Linked DNA regions of Homo sapiens: region 1 is linked to region 2. A link is a contact called in ENCODE Hi-C or POLR2A ChIA-PET data. All regions are on one chromosome and are shown on one strand. Each heading gives the region's core, a stretch centred on a gene start or an enhancer-like site at or near the end of the contact. The rest is flanking DNA. Distances are from core to core; before and after follow the strand shown.

What was found. A loop is a pair of places that touch in the nucleus more often than their neighbours do. ChIA-PET counts read pairs that join two places held with the same protein, here RNA polymerase II (POLR2A). Pooled maps may share reads with other maps.
Region 1: a pooled map shows a loop between it and region 2 (3-fold over the local background). The contact joins two enhancer-like sites. A Hi-C loop is called at or near these places in 2 of 50 pooled maps. POLR2A ChIA-PET finds 5 or more read pairs at or near these places in 8 of 52 experiments (BJ, GM10248, HEK293T and 5 more).

Annotation. Positions count from the first base shown.
Region 1 is chr7:76,086,129-76,093,080 of GRCh38, reverse strand. It overlaps the pseudogene RNU6-863P and the pseudogene GTF2IP7. Among named protein-coding and RNA genes, the nearest start is that of MDH2, 41 kb to the right of the region's middle. Within about 2 kb of position 3,105, at least 4 of the 41 ENCODE cell types and tissues checked have a DNase peak (open chromatin) inside an H3K27ac peak, as active enhancers do.
Region 2 is chr7:76,165,881-76,172,876 of GRCh38, reverse strand. No RefSeq gene overlaps it. Among named protein-coding and RNA genes, the nearest start is that of SRRM3, 33 kb to the left of the region's middle. Within about 2 kb of position 5,521, at least 2 of the 41 ENCODE cell types and tissues checked have a DNase peak (open chromatin) inside an H3K27ac peak, as active enhancers do.

The DNA of each region.
Region 1 (6,952 bases), core at 1,856-4,355, 77 kb after region 2:
CTCTCAGCGTAAGTCATGGTCTAAGATCCAGAGAGCTTCCATGATAGCCCAAACACAATTCCTTATTTCTTGTATCCACAGGGCTAATATTATTGGAAATCAAACACAAACTTAAATGTGTTGGTTGCTGAATTACAATGACAGTTGAATTCACTGTCACCAAGGTTCTCATGAGAATGTTAGGGCACTAATAAGTGAAGAATGGGATCTTTTTCTTTTTCTTTTTTTCTTTCTTTTTTTTTTTTTTTTTTGAGGCAGTCTCCCTGTGTTGCCCAGGCTGGAGCACAGTGGTTTGATCTTGGCTCACTGCAGTCTCAACCTCTCAGGCTCAAGCTATCCTTCCGCCTCAGCCTCTGGGGTAGCTGGGACCACAGGTACGAGCCACCATGCCCAGCTAATTTTTGTGTTTTGTAGAGATGTGGTTTCATCGTTTCATCACATTGTTCTGGCTGGTCTCAAACTCCTGGGCTCAAGCCATCCACCCACCTTGGACTTCTAAAGTTTTGAGATTACAGGCAGGAGCCACCATGCCCAGCCCTTTTCTCTTTTACACTGGTTTATTGTGAGGGCCTCCAATTGTCTTTCTGACTATTAGGCTTGCTCACTTCGGCCTGTTCACTGAAGCCAGAGGAATTCTCCTAAAAGGCAAATTTGGGTCAAAATAGTTCTTGATTAAAACCTGCTGGTGACTGCCCATTGCCTTTAAGACGAAGTCCAAACTAATTTGGCCACAGGGCCTGGTAAGAGCTGGTCTCCGCTCACCTTCCCAGTTTTATCCTGCACCACCCTCCCCAAATCCCTACCCTCCAGCCACAAGGAATGTTAGTTTCCTTGGGGGACTTTACTGGTCCTTCAGGAAACCCTCTTCCTACCTCCATCATCACTTTTTCACTCTCATCTTTGCTCATTTTTAGCCTCAGCCAAGATGTCTCACCCCACTCTCTCTGATGCAACAAGAAGCCCCTGGAGAACGTTTCAGTCCCATTTTGTACTTCTGTCATGTGCTCATCACAGTCTGGTAAGTGTTGGCCTGTGATTCCTAGATTAGTCCATTTTGCATTGCTATAAGGAAACACCTCAGGCTGGGTAGTTTATAAAGAAAAACAGTTTATTTGGCTCACAGTTCTGCAGACTATACAAGTAGCATGGTGCCAGGCTGGGAGCAGTGGCCCACACCTGTAATCCCGGCACTTTGGGACGCTGAAGCAGGAGGATTGCTTGAGCCCAGAAGTTTGAAACCAGCCTGGGAAACATGGTAAGATCTTGTCTCTGCTAAAAATAAAAAAAAAATAGCCAGGTATGGTGGTGCACTGATGCATTCCTGTGGTTTCAGCTACTTGAAAGGCTAAGGTAAAAAGACCTGTTTAGCCCAGGATGTCAGGGTTGCAGTGAGCCATAATTACACCACTGCTCTCTAGCCTGAGTGTCAGAGTGAGACCCTGTCTCAGAAAAAAAAAAAAGCGTAGTACCAGCATCTGCTGGTGAAGACCTCAGGAGGCTTCCTCTCATGGCGGAAGGTGAAGGAGGAGCCGTCATGTCACTTGTTGAGAAGAGGGAGCAAGGGAGAGGGGAGGAGATGCCACTCTCTTTAAACAATCAGCTCTCACATGAACTAGTAGAGAGAGAACTCATTCATTACCTTGGGGAAGGCACCAAGCCATTCATGAGGGATCTGCCCCCACGACTCACACACCTCCCACCAGGCACCACCTCCAACATTAGGGATTTAATTTCAATATGTGATTTGGAGGAGACAAACGTTCAAACTGTATCAATTTCCTGCTACCCTATAAGCTCTGCGAGGGCAGAAACTTTTTTTTTTTTTTTGATACGGAGTTTCGCTCTCATTGCCCAGGCTGGAGTGCAGCGCCGCAACCTCAGCTCATTACAACCTCCGCCTCCTGGGTTCAAGCGATTGTCCTGCCTCAGCCTCCTGAGTAGCTGTAGCTGGGATTACAGACATGCACAACCATGCCCCGCTAATTTTTATACTTTTAATAGAGACAGGGTTTCACCATGTTCGTCAGGCTGGTCTCGAACTCCTGACTTCAGGTGATTCACCGGCCTCGGCTTCCCAAAGTGCTGGGATTACAGGCATGAGCCACCACGCCCGGCCAAGGGCAGAAACTGTTATACCTTGTTCACCGCTGTTTCCTGGGCACCTATTATAGTGCCTGGTATATAGTAGGAGCTCAAGAAGTGTTTGTTAGGGCCTGATGTGTTGGCGCAAGCCTGTAATCCCAGCTTTTTGGAAGGTGGGGGCCAGAGGATTGCTTGTGCCCAGGAGTTCAAGGCCAGCCTGGGCAACGTAGTGAGACCCTGTCTCTAGAAAAAATAATAAACTGGCCAGGCACGGTGGCTCACACTTGTAATCCCAGCACTTTGGGAGGCCGACGTGGGCAGATCATCTGAGGTCAGGAGTTCAAGACCAGCCTAGTGAACATGGTAAAACCCCATCTCTACTAAAAATATAAAAATTAGTCAGGCATGGTGGCATGCACCTGTAATCCCAGCTACTCGGGAGGCTGAGGAAAGAGAATTGCTTGAACCCAGGAGGCAGAGGTTGCAGTGAGCTGAGATCATGCCACTGCACTCCAGTCTGGGCAACAGAGCGAGACTCCGTCTGAAAAAAAAAAAAAAAAAAAAAAAAGACAAGAAAAAATAATAAATTTAGCTGGGTGTGGTGTTACATGACTGTAATCCCCGCTACTTGGGAGGCTAAGGTGGGAGGATCACTTGAGCCCAGGTGACGGAAGCTGCAGTGAGCCATAACGAAGCTGCAGTGAGCCATAATCATCCGCCTGTACTTCAGCCTGTGTAACAGAAGGGGACTCTGTCTCAAAAAAAGTAAAAAAAAGAAAAAGAAATATTCATTGGGAAAATAAAAAAAGAGTGAACAAGCAAAGTTTCAGGAGAGTACTGTGAATGTGGGTCGTGTCAGTAGAGTGTAGGGAGTTGGGCAGGAGCGGCTGGACTTGAAGAGCAGGTTGGTGGAGACCAGGTCATTTATCGTAAGCAGTTTGCCCTGTAGCATGTAGATCAAATATCCCACATTGGCTGCTGGCGACTGAACTGGGCTTCCTGTTTCTGTGTTTGGTTTGACCATCACAGTGTTGAAGAACTATTGAAGTGAATACCTTGCAGTTTGCTACAGTTCCCCCTGGTCTCCCACATTACTCTGGCCTCATTCCCTCCTGTAGGTTGCCTGACCTGCTGAGACCTGTGTTTGCTATCCCTGCAGATGGGTGGGTAGGAGGTGATTTAAGGAGGAAGATTTAATATATGAGTTATAGAAAGATAAATAGACTGGGCACAGTGGCTAAAGCCTATAATCCTAGCACTTTCGGAGGCGAAGGCGGGAGGATTAGTTTGACCCAGGAGTTCAAGACCAGTCTGGGCCACATAGTGAGACCCCGTCTCTACAAAAAATTAAAAAATTAGCCAGGCATGGTGGCATTCACCTGTAATCCCAGCTACTCAGGAGGCTGAAGTGGGAGGATAGCTTGACCCCAGGAGTTGAAAGCTGCAGTAAGCAGTGATCTTGCCACTGCACTCCAGTCTGAGTGACAGAGTGAGACCCTATCTCAGAAAAAAAAAAGCAAGAGAGAGGTAAATAGATCTAGCATTGGTGGGAGTGTGCTTTTGAGTGCTCTTTAGGAGAAATTTTTATTTTAATATTTTTTTCTTCTTTAAATTTTTTATATTCCAGCAGGCTGGGTCCATTCTCTCCCCTTTAATTTCTCAAACACAAAGCGCCCTGCCAGAATCTCAAGTTGGATCTGCAGTAGATCACCATTAACATAGCAGCCTGATATGTTGTAAGTCCTTATGCCAGGAACTGTGCAGGATACAAAATGTAAGAGAAGGCTGGAATAGAGCATCTCTGGGGGAAACGAGAGCCAGAGATACAGCGGTGTCCCATGGAGACAGCCAGCTGGTGTTCGGTAGTGCTTTGTGGAAAGGCTGTACTTTGGTAAGGTCTCCACATCTGCAATGTGGCCTTCAATATTATAGGTCCCCAAACTCCAGGTTTTTACATTCCCTGCATAGGTCAGGGTTGTAGGGAGTGATTCACCCTAGCAGAACTCCCTGGTTTTTAAGGCAGGTGTTCCATTTATTAATTGACAAAGGATGCAAATTTCTCCTTTGGTAACCTGATGAGTTAGGTCTTTTCCCCAGGGACTCCCTTTCCACCTGAAGTTTCTTGGAAAACTAAGCAGAGGATGAGGGAAAGGCTGTGAACAAGCTTGCTGGTCCATCCCGGTCCTAAAAAAGAGCATACGTCTTCTGTAACCAGAAGACCTTTTTCACTAGTCAAGGCTGGGCAGACTGAGATGAGGTGTGTGTGTGTGTGTGTGTGTGTGTGTGTGAAGGCTGGGCAGACTGAGATGAGTGTGTGTGTGTGTGTGAAGGCTGGGCAGACTGAGATGAGGGGTGTGTGTGTGTGTGTGTGTGTGTGTGTATGTTTTCTCACTCTGTCACCCAGGCTGGAGTGCAGTGGGATCAGAGCTCACTGCAGCTTCTACTTCTGCAGCTTCCACTTTGATCCTCCCACTTCAGCCTCCAAAGTAGCTGGGACTATAGGAATGTGCCCCCGCACCCAGCTCATTTTCTAATTTTTTGTAGAGATGAGGTTTCACTGTGTTACCCAGGCTGGTCTTGAACTTTTGGCCTCATGGGATATCCTCCTGCCTTAGTCTCCCAATGGGCTGGGATTATAGGTGTGAGCCACCTCACCTGACCTGTGATGAGTTTTCAACAATGTGATTCCTCTTTTACAGAACCACCTAAGCTAAATATTCTTTTGAGAACAAGGGCTAGCCTGTAGTTTCATTGCCTTTTTTCCATTTGTGGTTTTTGCCAGGTGGAATTTAAATGACCTCTTATCAAGATGGATAAACCCAAGTTTCCCAGTGCTGGAATATAGAAAATGGATGGACAAGTAAGTCCCACTCAGCACCCATAGCCCAGACATGGGGACCTCAACACACCTGGGCCCCAGACATCACCTTTCATTGTGAGTAGCTCAGAGATGACACTTTTGGTTGTTAAGTGCCCACTGGCAGTAGTTTCTGTAATAGCAAGTGAAGGAATAAATAGTCACCAAAACATTTTCTGTTCCCAATTCCAACATTTAATTGGATGAGATAATTATTTTATGAAGAATTTTCATATGGCACAGTCATGGCCATATCTTCAAGTCAACAGAAAAATTCTATTAAACAGTCAACCTTCTGTCTCACTCTGTTGCCCAGACTGGAGTGCAGTGGTGCAATTATGGCTCACTGCAGCCACAACTTCCTGGGCTCAAGCAATCCTCCCACCTCAGCCTCCCAAAGTGCTGGAATTATAAGCAGACAGCCACCATGCCTGAAAGCTCGACAGTTTACATCAAGTGTAATAAGAATGCTCACGCCCTGTGACTCACAGTAATCTCACTTCTGGAAATACCATCTTTGGATATAATTCAACCTAAACAAAAGGTCATATGCACACAGTGAAAATCCGGATGTAATTTTTTTCTCTTTTTAAAAAAAATATGGAATGATTCAGAAACTTGCATGTCGTTCTTGCACAGAGGCCATGCCAATCTCCCTATTGTTCCAACTGTAGTATACGTGCTACTGAAGCAAGCATGAGTAATTTAAGATAAAGTGGTTAAGTGGAATAAGGAAGAGTTATGGGGAATTTAAAAATTTATGGTATTTATAGGCACCTAGTAACAGCTCAGTAAATATTAGCTGCTACTTTTATTATTTTTATGGTAATTCCACTCAATTAAAAACTGTCATTAAAAATTACCATTGTCATGGAACATAATGTATCCTACAGTATAATTGTAAAAACAGATACAATTTGTCTCTTGGTATATTGGGGGGATTAGTTCCAGCTCCCCCATTTCTGTGTACACCAAAATCCACCCATACTCACTGCAGCCTAGACTTTTCAGGCGCAAGGGATCTTCCCACCCCAGACTCCAAAGTAGCTGGAACTATAGGTGTGCACCACCACCACACCTGGCTAATTTTTTTTCTTTTTTTGGTAGACACAGGGTCTCACTATGTTGCCCAGACTGGTCTCCAACTCCTGTCCTCAAGCGATCCTCCTGCCTAGGCTTCCCAAATTGCTGGGATTACAGGCATGAGCCACCATGCCTGGCCTCTGCTAGTTCTGTATTCTCTAGAGTTGTCTTTCATTTGTGCTAGTGTGTCACTCATTACGCCAATCCTCTGTTATAATTAATACTTTTTATATTAAATTTACATATATATATATATTTTTTTACTTTTTTTTTGTTTTTTATTGGTACTGGGTCTCACTCGATCACCTAGGCTAAAGTGCAGTGGCACGATCTCTGCTCATGGCTACCTCCACTTCCCAGGCTCAAGCAATTCTCCTTCCTCAGCCTCCTGAGTAGCTGGGATTACAGATATGTGCCACCACGCCTGGCTAATTTTTGTGTTTTTTGTAGAGACGGTGTTTCGCCACGTTTCCCAGGCTGGTCTCAAACTCCTGAGCTCAAAGCGATCACCCGCCTTGGCCTCCCAAAGTGCTGGGATTACAGGTGTGAGCCACTATGCCCATTTTAGTTTAAACTTCTGAGTGGTTTATATCTCCTGATTGGACTCCTAGAAATACAGAATTGATGCTGGGAAGGGTACCAGGAGATGGACCCACACAGATGGGATTTAGGCATAGGTTTGGTTATCCAAGGAGCAGAGCTGAGCTATTTGCCAGTGGGACATGGGATGCTGATGATTTCTAGGAAGTGACCTCACAATGACTCAAGCTACCACTTAATGTTGATTGTGATGAAATGCCAGCCGAGGCATATGCCATTCAAGCTAAGGGTGCTACACTTGACCACTGCGGCAGTATAGATGAGTCTGAAGAATGGTATGGGATGGATACTTACGAATGCACTCGAGCAGGGGTCTCCATCCACAGGGCC
Region 2 (6,996 bases), core at 4,272-6,771:
TACAATGTTGGCCAGGTTGGTTTCAAACTCCTGACCTCAGGTGATCTGCCTGCCTCAGCCTCCCAAAGTCCTGGGATTACAGGCATTAGCCATCGTGCCTGGCCTCATGTTTGTATTTTTGAGACAAGGTGTTACTCTGTTGTCCAGGCTGGAGTGCAGTGGTGCAATCACAGCTCACTGCAGCCTTGACCTCCCAGGCTCAAGCAATCCTCCCACCTCAGCCTCCCAAGTAGCTGGGACCACAGGTACCAGCCACCACGCCCGGCTAACTTTTTATTTTTTGTAGAGACAAGGGTCTCACTATGTTGCCCAGGCTGGTGTCAAACTCCAGGGGTCAAGAGGTCCACCCACCTTGGCCTCCCAAAGTGCTGGGATTACAGGAGTAAGCCACCAAGCCCGGCCTGGCATGGGCGTGTATTTATTTTGAGACAGAGTCTTGCCCTGTCACCCAGGCTGGAGTGCAGTGGCACAATCTCAGCTCACTACAACCTCTGCCTTTCAGGTTCAAGCGATTCTCCTGCCTCAGCCTCCTGAGTAGCTGGGATTACAGGTGCCTGCCACCAGGCCCAGCTAATTTCTTGTATTTTTAGTAGAGATGGGGTTTCACCATGTTGGTCAGGCTGGTCTCAAACTCCTGAACTCAGGTGATCCACCCACCTCAGACTCCCAAAGAGCTGGGATTACAGGTATAAGCCACCGCTCCTGGCCTTTATTTTCTTTTTTTTTTATTTTTGAGACAAAGTCTCATTCTGTCATCCAGGCTGGAGTGCGGTGGCACAATCTCGGCTCACTGCAAGCTCTGCCTCCCGGGTTCACGCCATTCTCCTGCCTCAGCCTCCCGAGTAGCTGGAACTACAGACGCCTGCCACCACGCCAGGCTACTTTTTGTATTTTTAGTAGAGGCGGAGTTTCACCACGTTGGCCAAGACGGTCTGGATCTCTTGACCTCGTGATCCGCCCGCCTCGGCCTCCCAAAGTGCTGGGATTACAGGTGTGAGCCACCGCGCCTAGCCTATTTTCTTTTAATGAGAACCTCAGCCAGGCACAGTGGCTCAGCCCTGTTATCCCAGTCCTTTGGGAGGCCGAGGCAGGAGGATCACTTGAGGCCAGGAGTTCAAGACCATCCTGGACAACATAGTGAGACCTCTGTCTCCGTTAAAAAAAAAAAAAAAGAGGAGACCTCATTGAGGGTATATAGGAAATGAAACTAAGATATAATATATTTTGGCTTTGTAAATCAATGTTTTCACATATTGGTTTTGTTAGATTTATTTTTCCATCAGTGAAAACATTTTTTGAACACAAATTCCTTTTCCAGTTAAATAATTTGTAAGTAAAGTTTATTCAAATGTATGTTAAAACATTTAATATTTGTCTTCTGAAGTTTGTCTTTATGTACATCAAGATATTGGTTGTCTTGTCTTAAATGTATCATTGGATATCACATATTCTATTCGTTGTTTAATAAGGGTAATGCCCATCTAGGAATGAATAGTTTTTTAAAATCAAAAACAAGACAAATGACACACTCCACGTGGCAGGTAAAAGGTTAATGAGCTTCACATATAAAGAACTTCTTCAAATAAATAAAGAAAAAACATTTAGGCCGGGAGCGTTGGCTCACGCCTGTAATTCCAGCACTTCAGGAGGCCAAGGTGGGTGATCACTTGAGGTCAAGAGTCTGAGACTAGCCTAGTAACATGGTGAAACCCTGTCTCTACTAAAAATACAAAAAAAATTAGCTCGGCCGGGCTTGGTGGCTCACACCTGTAATCCCAGCACTTTGGGAGGCCGAGGCGGGTGGATCATGAGGTCAGGAGATCAAGACCATCCTGGCTAACACGGTGAAACCCTGTCTTTACTAAAAAATACAAAAAATTAGCCAGGTGTAGTGGCGGGCACCTGTAGTCCCAGTTACTCGGGAGGCTGAGGCAGGAGAATGGCATGAACCCAGGAGGCAGAGCTTGCAGTGAGCCGAGATTGCACCTCTGCACTCCAGCCTGGGTGACAGAGTGACTCCGTCTCAAAAAAAAAAAAAAATTAGCTCGACATGGTGGCTCATGCTTGTAATCCCAGCTACTAGGGAGGCTGAGGCAGCAGAATCGCTTCAACTCGTGAGGCAGAGGTTGCAGTGAGCAGAGATCGCACCAGTGCACTCTAGCCTGGGTGACAAGAATGAAGCTCCGTCTCAAAAAAAAAAAAAGGAAAGAATATTTGACATGAAAATGAAAGGTATTTTTTATAATATAGTCAATACATTAGGTGAAAGAGCAGATTACACGACAGTATATATAGTGTGTTTATATTTTGAGAAAATATATATTTTGAATATTGGAATTATATACACCCAACTAGTAATGTTATCCATTGATTCATGGAATTACAAGTGACTTTTTTTTTTGCTTGTCCCTATTTTCCAATTTTTCTACAGTGACCGTACTTGCAATAATTAAACATAGTATGGTCATTTAAAATATGTGCCCAAATTCTCTGATACCCTCTTCAACGGCAGAGCCCAGTCCCTATCCCCTTGAATGTGAGCTGGGTTACGTGATTCCCTTCTGACAGATAGGAAAAAGCAAAAGTGATGGCTTGCAACTTTGCAAACTACATCATAAAAGGTACTGTGGCTTCCTCCTTGCTCACTCTTTGATTACTCACTTGGGAAAGCCAGCTGTCACACCATGACACCTAAGCAGCCTGTAGAGAGGCTCATGTAACAGGAACTGAGGCCTCCTGTCAGCAGTCACATGAGGGAGCCATCTTGGAAACAGGCTTTAGGTGACTGCAGTCTCAGTGGACAGCTTGAGTGCAATGTCATGAGACACCCTGAGCCCAAATGACCCAGCTATGCCACTCCTGAATTCCTGACCCACAGAAATGGAGATCCTAAGTAAGTATTTTATTTATTTATTTATTTATTTATTTATTTATTTATTTTTGAGACAGAGTCTCACTCTGTCACCCAGGCTGGAGTGCGGTGTTGTGATCTTGGCTCACTGTAACCTCTTCCTCCCGGGCTCAAGTGATTCTCCCCCATCAGCCTCCTGAGTAGCTGGGACCACAGGTGTGCACCACCACGCCTGGCTAATGTTTGCATTTTCTGTAGGGATGGAGTCTTACTATGTTGCCCAGGCTGATCTTAAACTGCTGGACTCAAGCCATCTGCCCACCTCGGCCTCCCAAAGTATTGGGATTACAGGCATGAGCCACTGTGCCTGGCCCTAAGTATTTATTTTAAGCCACTAGGTCTGGAGTAATTTGTTACATAGCAGCAGATAAATAATACACATATTTTCTATAGCGATCACATTTATAATTTAAATTGAATTAAAAAGGCTGGGAGCAGTGACTCATGCCTGTAATCCTAGCACTTCAGGAGGCTGAGGCTGGAAGATCGCTTGAAGCCCAGGAGTTTGAGACCAGCCTGGGCAATATGGCAAAACACCTTCTCTACAAAATACAAAAAAAAAAATTAGCTGGGTGTGGGCTGGACGCGGTGGCTCATGCCTGTAATCCCAGGACTTTGGGAGGCTGAGGCGGGCAGATCATGAGGTCAGGAGATCAAGACCATCCTGGCTAATACGGTGAAACCCTGTCTCTATTAAAAATACAAAAAATTTAGCCAGACGTGGTGACAGGCACCTGTAGTCCCAGCTACTCAGGAGGTGGAGGCAGGAGAATGGCATGAACCCAGGAGGCAGAGCTTGCAGTGAGCCGAGGTCACGCCACTGCACTCTAGCCTGGGCAACAGAGTGAGACTCTATCTCAAAAAACAAACAAACAAACAAAAATTAGCCAGGTGTGCTGGCGTGTACCTGTAGTCCCAGATACTTGGAGACTATGGTGGGAGAATCACCTGAGTCAAGGAAGTCGAGGCTGCAGTGAGCTGTGACTGTGCCACTGTACTCCAGCCTGCATGACAGAGTGAGATTTTGCCTCAAAAAAAAATTTTTTTTTGGCTGGGCGCAGTGGCTCATGCATTTTGGGAGGCCGAGGCAGGTGGATCATGAGGTCAAGAGATCAAGACCATCCTGGCCAACATGGCGAAACCCTGTCTCTACTAAAAATACAAAAATTAGCTGGGCATGGTGGCATGTGCCTGTAGTCCCAGCTACTCGAGAGGCTGAGGCAGGAGAATCACTTGAACCCAGGAGGCGGAGGTGGCAGTGAGCCGAGATCATGCCACTGCACTCCAGCTCAAAAAATATATATATTTTTTTAATTAACAAGTTCTAGTATCTAAAATGAGCAAAATCGTCACGTGTGGTGGATCACACCTGTAATCCCAGCAATTTGGGATGCCAAGGCATGTGGATCATCTGAGGTCAGGAGTTCAAGACCAGGCTGCAGTGAGCCAAGATTGCACCACTGCACTCCAGCTGGGGAGACAGAGTGAGACTCCATCTCAAAAAAAAAAAAAAAAAAAAAAAAAGTAAATATGCATTTGAAAAGAACAGCATCAGCCAGGTACAGTGGCTCACGCCTGTAATCCCAGCACTTTGGGAGGCCGAGGGTAGAGGATAGCTGAGCCCAGGAGTTTGAGACCACCCTGGGCAACATGGTGAAACCCTGTCTCTACAAAAAATACAAAAATTAGCCAACTGTGGTAGTAAACACCTGCAGTCTCAGCTACTTGGGAGGCTGGGGAAAGGATTGCTTGAGTCTGGGAGGTCGAGGCTGCAGTGAGCCATGATTGCGCCACCTCACTCCAGCCTGGGCAACAGAGCAAGACCCTCTCTCAAAAAAGAAAAAAAAACATGCAAAAAGAAAACAAAACAGAACAGCGTCATTTCCTTATCATTAGTTTGAAGGAAGGGAATCACTGGCAAAAGTTTCCATTTTCTTTTTTTTGAGATGGAGTCTCACTCTGTCGCCCAGGCTGGAGTGCAATGGCGCGATCTCGGCTCACTGCAAGCTCTGCCTCCCGGGTTCACACCATTCTCCTGCCTCAGCCTCCTGAGTAGCTGGGACTACAGGCGCCCACCACGACGCCCAGCTAATTTTTTGTATTTTTGTAGAGACCGAATTTCACCATGTTGCTCAAGCTAGTCTGGAACGCCTGAGCTCAAGGGATCTGCCCACCTCGGCCTCCCAAAGTGCTAGGATTAAGGGCGTGAGTTACCAGGCCGGCCCAATTACTTTCTTCAGTCTGAGCATGAGCACTGGAAGAAAAGCTCTCACTCACATGTAATTTTTTTTAGAGACATGGTCTCCCTCTGTCACCCAGGCTGAAGTGCAGTGGCGTAATCTCAGCTCACGGTAACCTCAACCTCCCGGGCTCCAAATATATATATATATATATATATATATATATATATATTTTTTTTTTTTTAGTTGGAGTCTCGGTCTGTCGCCCAGGCTGGAGTGCAGTGGCGCGATCTCGGCTCACTGCAGCCGCCGCCCCCCGGGTTCAAGCAATTCTCTGCCTCTGCCTCAGCCTCCCGAATAGCTGGTATTACATGTGCCCGCCACCACGCCCGGCTAATTTTTTATTTTTAGTATAGACGGCATTCACCATGCTGGCCAGGATGGTCTTGAATTTCCGACCTCGTGATCCACCTGTCTCGGCCTCCCAAAGTGCTGGGATTAAAGGCGTGAGCCACCGTGCCCGGCCCGATCGCTTATATTTTTAAAGAGATGTTTTCTTGGTTTCCTAGCCCCTCGTACCCCCTACAAAGTTCCAAAGGCTTTGATGTTGTTGCAAAGGCCATGAGAGGTCAAGCCGAGGGGTGCAGCTCCCTAATGCGGTGTAGCCTCAGACGGGGCCGATCCTGCCCAGAATGAGCGGCGCCGGGCGGTGGGGGACGCTGCCGGTGTCCCCGGGACCTGGCTGGGGGAGGAGTTGGGGGGGCGCACCTACACAGGCTCAGGTGACGCGAGTGTGCGGCAAGGGCTGTAGCCGGAGCTAGCGGGCTTGTGGTGGCCACTGAGGAGCTTCTGCCCGACAGTGCCCTCCGGGCCACAGCCGCTTGGTGCGCAGCGCCTACTCGCTCAGCGTCAGGCCCTTGCTGCGCCCTACGCCGCAGGCTGGGAAGTCGCGCAGGTAGCAGTAGTACAGGCAGTGGTAAAGCTCGTCCTTGTAGCTTATTGGTGTCGGCGGCCGAGTCGGAGCCTGCGGACACTAACCCGCCGCCTACTGACACTGACCGGCAGTCTGTGGCCACGCGTCTGCGCATGCGCTCTCCTGGAATACCCAGCCGCCGCGCCTCGAGTTCCGATTGGTTCTACAGAAGGGGCGCGCCTCCGCTGACGTCACAGGCGCGGGCCTTCCGGCGACGTAATAGCGCCGGCCTTCGGCGATGTCACAGTGACGCTACAGTGCCTGGAGCTGGGCTGTTTTCTCCTCGGTTTGGAGCCTGGTGACCGTGACTTCCCCGCCATGTTCTGTGTGTTGCTGGCTGGAGAAGGGTAGTTGACAAACTCCGACCCAGCACAGTGTTTCTGTGGGTCAAAACTAGAAAACTATGTCCGGGCTCCGCCGAGGCGGAAGGATCCCTTCAGGCCAGGAGTTAAAGAGCGGCCTGGGCAACATGGCGCGACTCCATCTCTGTAGTCCCTCCTCAGCTTCCCAGATACTTGAACCCCAAGGTTCAAGGCTGCAATGAGCTATGATCCCATCACAGCACTCTATCCTGCGAGACTGAAGTAAACCTTGTCTAAAAAAATAAACTATCCAAGTGTGCAACAGGGAGGGACCGCTTAAAGAAAACATGGTAATTGTATGTTCAAATACTTTTAACAAGTGCAAAATGTATAGGCTTAAATAAATAGGGCTGGCCGGGCGCGTTGGCTCACGCCTGTAATTCCAACATTTTGTGTGCCCGAGGCATTCCGATCACTTGAAGTCAGGAACTCGAGACCAGCCTGGCCAATATGGTGAAACCCCATCTCTACTAAAAATATAAAAATTAGGCCAGGCACCTTGCATCGTTTCAGGAGGCTCGCACCTCCCTAAGGGCCCGTTAATTGAACCCCTCGGACCTGAGGGTGAGA